3 separate regions of the Homo sapiens genome follow, and all the other regions are linked to region 1. The links are chromatin loops, found by intact Hi-C in ENCODE. Cell type or tissue: mammary epithelial cell. All regions are shown on one strand.

Region 1 (2,500 bases):
AGTGCTGCCAGCCAACATCCAGCTGCCCAGGGAAACTGCAGCCCCAGCAAGATGGGCCACCCTGGGCCACCCCCTGAACTTCCAGAGCCATCGGCTCTGCCCATCTGTGCCCATCTGTCTCACCTGTAACCCTAATGGCAGCCTCTGTTCAGGACCACCAGCAGGAGCCAGGCCTCCCCACACCTCACAGTGCCACCTCTCCAAACCCATCCCTGCCATCTGGAGCCCAGGGGACAGTCGGAAGCCTGCTGAGGGAGGAGGTCAGGAGATGGAGGCTAAAGGGGAGAGCACCAGAGTGAGGAGGGGCTCCAGAAGCTAGGCTGAGGGCAGACCCTGCTGCCCCCCAAAAAGTCACCATCCAGTGGGGTCATTATTTTTCAATCGGGGAGGCTTTGTACATGTATTTCTTAAAAATGAGGAGGGAAGGACGTCTGCAGGAGCGTTTCCTGTGTTGGAGTCACCAGCAGCTCACGCCTCATTGCTCCCGTCTCCTCCAGCTGTAATTAAGCCAGAGACACCAGGCACTGCTGCCTGCCCAGCTCCAGTCCCAGCACAATAATCAGCCCTCAGTTAAATGAGGAGGATAAATACAGGCAGACCGGGACTCCAAGGACAACAGCCCCCGGTTACCGTCCTCCACAGACCCGGACCACCACCCAGCTGCCTTGGTCGCTGAGCAGTCAGAGGATGGACAGAACATGCAGGGCCTCCTTGGTGGGAAGCCACGGACAGGGGGGGCCCCCCACGCAGGGCCTCAGTTTTCTCATCTGTAATATGGGGGAGCAGACAAGTCCCCCACGTTACCCTCTGCAGGCCTCGCTGTGGTCCTCTCCACTTTAGCCGTCACCTCTTGGCCTCCTGAGTCAGACCTGCAGAGGCAGGCCCGGGAATCTGCACTTCCCGAGATGCCCCAGGGAGCCCCTCCGTGGAACCACGTGTGCCAACGCCTGGGAGGAGGGCAGGTGGCCAGAGGATCCTGGGGTCCCTCTCCCAGCCCAACCCCACCCCCAGGCCCTGTGGCTGCTCCCCCTCTGCAAAGGCACCAGGAGGGAGGTCAGGCCCTGGCGGAGCCAGCCACGCAGGTCAGTGCCCCGGGCAAGTGGGTGCTGCGGTGGCCTCGGGCCACAAGGGGGCAGAGGCGGCCAGCGAGGCCGCAACCTTCGCTCAGGTGAGCCGGGTCCGCTGCGCTGCGCTGCGCGCCGGGGTCCTGCACCCACGCTCTTCGCCGCAGAGGAGACCCCGGGGGGCAGGGTCGGGCGGGGGCCTCTCCGTGTGGCCTGGGTGGTCCTCGGGTCCTCAGCCCCTGCCCCCGCCTCTTCTGGAAAGCTCCTCACAACGCTGCCCGGCCCTGCTGCCTCCCAGCCCCGACACAGGAATCCCATCTCACTCCAGCGCCCGCCCTCCCCTTCCACGGTGCAGGCGGCTTCATCCCTGCTGAGTCTAATTCCACCCTCATTCGCCCCATTTCACAGAAGGAGTAAACTGAGGCCGAGAGAGGGCAGGGGCTGGAGCCAAGGCCCTCCCTTCTGGAGCAGCAATCCTAGAATTGGGAAACTTTGCCTTTTGTTATGGTAAGAAATGCTGTTGAGAATTTCTTAATTCCCCTTTGGAAAAGACAGGTTGTGCTGTGTGCAGAAATCGTTATTCAAAAATTACAGACTCTAGTTGTTTCTATGGAAACATTTTTTCACCTTATGCAAATGAAGCAAGAGGCATGAAAACAACGCCTTCCCTTTCTGCCCCCCTCCACCAACTTTCTTTTTGGAACCTTGAAAAGCTGCTGCTGAAAGTTTCGTCCTCTGTAGGGGTGCTGAAGGCGGCCTCTGACACTGGGGAGAGTTTGCTTCATTAACTCGGGGACCTTTGTGACCCTGGGCCGAGCCGAGACTCAGGGTTCCCCGGCCAATTACTCTGAGGCCCAGCTCCATTTACTCCCACTCTGATCATTACAGAGTGGTGGGTGGCAAATGTCACTCCAGAGTGTCTCCCCTGCCCCCTTGAAGGGGAACCCCTGCTTCCCACCACGATTCCTTCAGGAAGCCCCACAGCAGGAGGGAAACCCCCCACCGCTCAGAGCACCCATCGTTTACCCAGCCTGGACTGGCATTCTTTTGAGGAGCCAACCTCTGCACCCACTCCTGCACTCATCTCTGCCTCCACGGGGGCTCCCAGAGCCAAGGGACAGGAATGTTGGGCATATCTTTCCTCTGGTTTTGATTCAAGCCCCCACATTGGTGCCTTCCAACTATGTGGCCTTGGACAAGTCTCTGCCTCTCTGAGCCTCGTTTTCTCCGCTGTCGCCTCCACCCTGCTTAGTTGGGGGTGATAGCACCCACCTTGCAAGGTTGCAGGGAGGGTGACATGGAACGACCATCTTCGCTACTTAGCGCACAGTAGGGATTAAATGTGTAGGAATTCCCCAAGTTGCTCCTAGAGGAGCGGGGAGCCAGGGTGAGAAGAGGCTCGCTGGTGTGTGTGCTGCGTGGGATGTGGCCGCCCC
Region 2 (2,500 bases), 240 kb after region 1:
TCCCAGGGATGTCCCATAAACTCACCTTAGCATAGACCCTGACCGTTGTGGCTGAGACTGGCAGGCTGCACTACTGTGCTGTTGTGCAAATTTTTCACCTTTTTTTTTTTTTTGAGACGGAGTCTCGCTCAGTCGCCAGGCTAGAGTGCAGTGGCACAATCTTGGCTCACTGCAACCTCTACCTCCCGGGTTCAAGCAATTCTCCTGCCTCAGCCTCCCAAAAGTAGCTGGGACTTGTACAGGTGTGCACCACCACGCCCAGCTAATTTTTGTATTTTTAGTAGAGAAGGGGTTTCACCGTGTTGGCCAGGATGGTCTCCATCTCTTGACCTCGTGATCCGCCCACCTCGGCCTCCCAAAGTGCTGGGATTACAGGCATGAGCCACGGTGCCCGGCCAAATTTTTCACTTTCAATAGTTGCATGAAAGTCAGAAAGGCCAGTGCTAGGTGACATTGTGTGTATCATGTACAAAATCACAGGCAGTGTGGATATAAGACGTAAGAAGGCAGGGCACAGTGGCTCATGCCTGTTATCCCAGCACTTTGGGAGGCTGAGTGGGGGGTGTGGATCACGAGGTCAGGAGTTCGAAACCAGTCTGATCAACATGGTGAAACCACATCTCTACTAAAAGTACAAAAATTAGCCAGGCGTGGTGGTTGGTGCCTGTAATCCCAGCTACTCAGGAGGCTGAAGCAAGAGAATTGCTTGAACCCAGGAGGCAGAGGTTACAGTGAGCTGAGATGGTGCCACTGCACTCCAGCCTGGGCGACAGAGCGAGCCTCCGTCTCAAAAAAAAAAAAAAGACATAAGCAAACTAAGAACAACCTTCATGAGAACCTATGAGCACATGCACAAGAGCCTAAGTAGCCAGGCCAGGGCAGGAGGAACAGGGGCAGCATGACACGCCTGTCCACAACAGAAACGATGGAAGGCTAGGAACAGCTCAGGGTCACTGCAGCCAGGAAGAAGTCAGGCAGAAAATGCGATGTCAGCCCTGTGTCTGTCTTGCAGACCAATCACACAGTATCAAAGTAAGGGCGATTTGTGCAGCTGTATTCCTGACTCACTCTCCAGAGCCTCACTGGCAGAGACAACAAGGAAAAGGCTCGGTCTCTAGCACCCCCATCCGCAAGCAGAGGTAATGCTCAGGCAGCTCTCTCCCTCCCTGGAGGAGGAAGGTGACTCGCAGTAGCCTCAGAACTGGAAAGGGGAGCCACCAGGGAAGAGTGGCTGGAGCAACCAGCCTGGCTGCTCAGGGTCTTAACAGGATGGTGGGGGTTGGAAGGGGCACCTAGGTCATGGGAAAGAGCCTGGCCCCACACATGGCTCCATCTCCCTGCACCCTCGCCTGACCACCTTGGATCTGAGATACTCAGTCCCACAAATCCCTGAGTGGCTGGGAGACTGAGAAGTCTGCAAAGCATGTGGCATGTGCCAAGTGTCCTACTAAGCAGCTCCTCCAGGTACGGCTGCCTCTCTCCCTGAGCTAGTGTCAGCACCAGGCCTGGCACAGGAGACACGCACAAGTAACAGATGGTGAGGAGATGAGCGGAGGACTCTGGCCATGCCACACACAGCACAGCAACCCTAGGCCCATAGAGAAGGGAGGGGCAGGGCCCAGGCTCGGCTCACCAAAGCTTGGCCCCTGGCCTGTGGTAGTTGGATTGCCCCTGGAGGGACTCTTTCTCCCAAAGCCATATAATTCTGTTGAGTCACTAGTTTTCAGGAATACTGTGACTTCTGAATCATCCACGCAAGATCTCACCCCTGGGCTAAGATGGGCCTTCCAGACCAAGGTTTGTGAGGGTGACTCTCCCTGGGAAAGGTATTGACACATTTTCTCCTCAGTTCAAATCAAGTACCTCATGACTGTGAAGTTACTGGGTCCCATAAGTGAGCCCCAAGTGCCTGCTACAGAAAAGTACCCTACAGTCAGTAACGAGCACCAAGCTTCTCCCTGGGCATCTGGGGACGATGGTCCAGTGCTCCCTCCCCAGTGAGCCCAAAGACAGAACACTGCCGGGGCACAGCCCAGGTGCACATGGTGCTACAGCAACACAGGCCACACTGCCATTTATGCAGTCTGGAGACAAGGGAGAAAGGCAACCTCAAGGAATGGGTACAGAGAGAAGGGGACCCTTGAGCCAAGTCCAGGGGGATAAGGAAGACTTTGCCTGAAAAGAAGGAAGGAAAGGGAAAAGGCCTAAAAGGGTGTGTCATGTTTGGGAAAGAGCTGGAAAGAATTCAAGGCACACAGCAGGCAGTTTGTGATAGGAACAGAAATCGGGGCAGGGTGAATGGGCCGGTGACATGGGTTGGTTTGCATCCCGTACTGTTTGGGCTGCAACCTGTATTGTAGTATGAGGGCAAACAGCAAAGTTTTTACATCAAGGAATGACAATCAGAGTTGAGAATACGTAATAATAGAAATTACAACAGCAGTAGTCACAATTTGGGCATCTACGATTACCAGGAACTATACCAGGCACTTCCCTTGTA
Region 3 (2,500 bases), 1.0 Mb before region 1:
CACATTCTGTTTGGGAGGAGGAATGGGGAATAATTTATTTACCAGTCAGTGCCAAATCCCATTTATCAGGGGTTCACCCCGTGGAGCATGAATACCTCAGGTTACCGGATCGCACAGGCGTGGGTACTGAGCGAATCCTGGGGTGTTTCTCGCCTTGTTGGCAACAGGGAAGGCCCGAGGTAGGAGACAAGCGGCATCCACCGCAGGCTTAGGGTGAAATGCGCTGCCCACTCCCTGTGGAGTCAGGCGGTGCCCACACAGAACTGGTGACCAGCGGGGTGGTGGAAGCAAAACAGATGGCTGCTATGGACCGAATGTTTGTGTTCCTCCGACATTCACGTGTTGGAGCCCTAACCCTCAGTGGGAGGAAATTAGGCTCAGATGAGGTCATGAGGGTGGAGCCGCCATGATAGGATTAGACCCCTAATAAGACCAGAGCCCTGGCTCTCCACCATGTGCAGACACAGCAAGAAGCTGGCCATCTGCAAACCCCCAAGAAGACCCCCACCAGGAACTAAATCTGCCGACACTTTGACTTTGGGCTTCTCAGCCTCCAGAACTGTGCAAAATCTGTTATGTAAGCCACCCAGCCTGTGGAATTTTGCTATGGAACCCTGAGGTGGTCAACACACAGCCAAGGGCTCCAGAACAAGGCGACCAAAGAGTCTGCCCAGGTCTTAAGAGGCACTGGATGTAACTTTCTTTTTTCTTTCTTCTTCTTCTTCTTCTTTTTTTCTTTTTAACAGTTTTCAGATCTCTGCCAAAATTCTCAATCTTGTCTTTTTCCTCCATAAACAAAGAATGCATATTTATTTTGAGATCTGTGTATCATAATTCCGTTATCTGGGTGACTGTGGACCATTCTGTTTTGTTTGCCTACAGAGTCTGTCTTGTCTCCTTATGTGCTTATTGTGTGATAGGGCATTCATTGGCTTATTGTAGAAATACATCAAGATGTAGGAGATCTCCCTCCAGGTGTGAGATAAGTTGGCTCTGCCAGGCACCAGGGGGCACCAGAACTCTATGGTTGCCTTAATCCAGTTTTAGGAAGTGTGATGATTCAAAGGTGCACTTTACTTCTCCAACTCAAGAAGGCTAGAATGCTTCTGGGTTGCCCTTACACCAAGACCACTAGTCCCCACCCCAAGCAAGAGAGGTCCCAGAGCCTACCTTTGGTGGGTCCTGGACGCCCACCCCTTTTCCTTATGCTTATAGCTGATTTTCAACAGAAATAAAGGAAGTCAACAGCATTAGAACAATGTTTTTAGAGTGCTGCAAGAAAAATAGCTGCTAAACTGGGATTTTCTATGAAAAGAAAATATTCTTCAAGACTAAAGATAAAGATATCTTCATATAGATGTTTGGCATGAGAAGAACTACACTAAAGAGAATACTTCCAGAACCAATACAATTGGGTTTTACAAAAAAGAAAATATTAAAAGGTATCTTCAGGTCAAAGGATGAACCCAGGCAAGAGGTCAGAGATGCAGGAAGGCATGAAGTGCAACTAAAAGTGTCAATAGATAGGGAAATCTAAATGAATATTCAGCCGGGCACAGTGGCTCACTCCTGTAATCCCAGCAATTTGGGAGGCTGAGGCAGGTGGATCACCTGAGGACAGGAATTTGAGACCAGCCTGACCAACATGGTGAAACCCTGTCTCTACTAAAAATACAAAATTAGCCAGGCGTGGTGGCAAATGTCTGTAATCCCAGCTACTTGGGAGGCTGAGGCAGGAGAATCGCTTGAACCCATGTGGTGGAGGATGCAGTGAGCCAAGTTTGCACCATTGCACTCCAGTCTGGGCAACAAGAGTGAGACTCTGTCTCAATAAATAGATAAATAAGTAAATAAAAGAAAATAAATCAATATTCATAGCATAGGACAATGACATCTTGTTGGGTTAAAAATATGAATAGAATGAAAATGTGTGGCAACTTGGCCTATAATTTGTGAGAGAATAGATGGAGTTAAAATATTGTAAGATTTTTGCATTCTCATAAAATTATCATTTATTATTAGACATAATAAGTCCAGAAGCATGTTATAATCAACCTCTAAGGCAACTATTAAAAGAATAATACAAGATTGCATAACTTTCAAGCTCATAGAATAAAAAAATGGAAAAATAAATGCCAGTCGCATTGGCTTACACCTATAACTCCAGCACCTTGCGAGGCCAAGACAGGAGGACTGCTTGAGGCAAGGAGTTCCAGACCAGCTTGGGCAACATAGTGAGATCCTGTCTCTACAAAAAATTTTTTAAAAATTAGCTGGGTGTAGTGGCCTAAGCCTGTAGTTCTAGCTACTTGGGAGGCTGAGATAGGAGGGTCGCTTGAGCCCAGGAGTTAGATACAGTGAGACATCTTTATGCCACTGCATTCCTGCTTGGGTAACAGAGTGAAATCCCATCTCAAAACAGACAAACAAAAATGGAATAAAAAAATAATTCATTCAAAAGTAGATAGTCAAAGAGAAAAAGGCATATAGGTCAAGTGAA

What was found. Hi-C counts contacts between places; a loop is a spot of excess contacts. Peaks named below come from ENCODE experiments on the same cell type or tissue, not always from the same donor. Only the 100,000 strongest peaks of a DNase experiment are listed, where the experiment ranks them.
Region 2: a loop joins it to region 1, with 9 times the contacts of the local background. A loop is called at or near these places in 16 of 110 quality-filtered maps.
Region 3: it touches region 1 in a loop (4-fold over the local background); 4 of 110 quality-filtered maps call a loop at or near these places.

Annotation. Positions count from the first base shown.
Region 1 is chr14:100,653,594-100,656,093 of GRCh38, reverse strand. No RefSeq gene overlaps it. Among named protein-coding and RNA genes, the nearest start is that of LINC00523, 2.4 kb to the left of the region's middle. In mammary epithelial cell, a CTCF peak has its summit at 1,112 (motif pointing right); no DNase peak of the experiment used is centred here.
Region 2 is chr14:100,416,249-100,418,748 of GRCh38, reverse strand. All of the region lies in intron 2 of WDR25 (WD repeat domain 25), which reads right to left. Among named protein-coding and RNA genes, the nearest start is that of WDR25, 41 kb to the right of the region's middle. In mammary epithelial cell, a CTCF peak has its summit at 1,125; DNase peaks (open chromatin) are centred at 1,098 and 1,748; H3K27ac peaks cover 463 bases.
Region 3 is chr14:101,664,181-101,666,680 of GRCh38, reverse strand. All of the region lies in intron 1 of LINC02320 (long intergenic non-protein coding RNA 2320), which reads left to right. Among named protein-coding and RNA genes, the nearest start is that of LINC00239, 65 kb to the left of the region's middle. RefSeq lists an enhancer at 1-211. In mammary epithelial cell, a CTCF peak has its summit at 1,007 (motif pointing right); no DNase peak of the experiment used is centred here.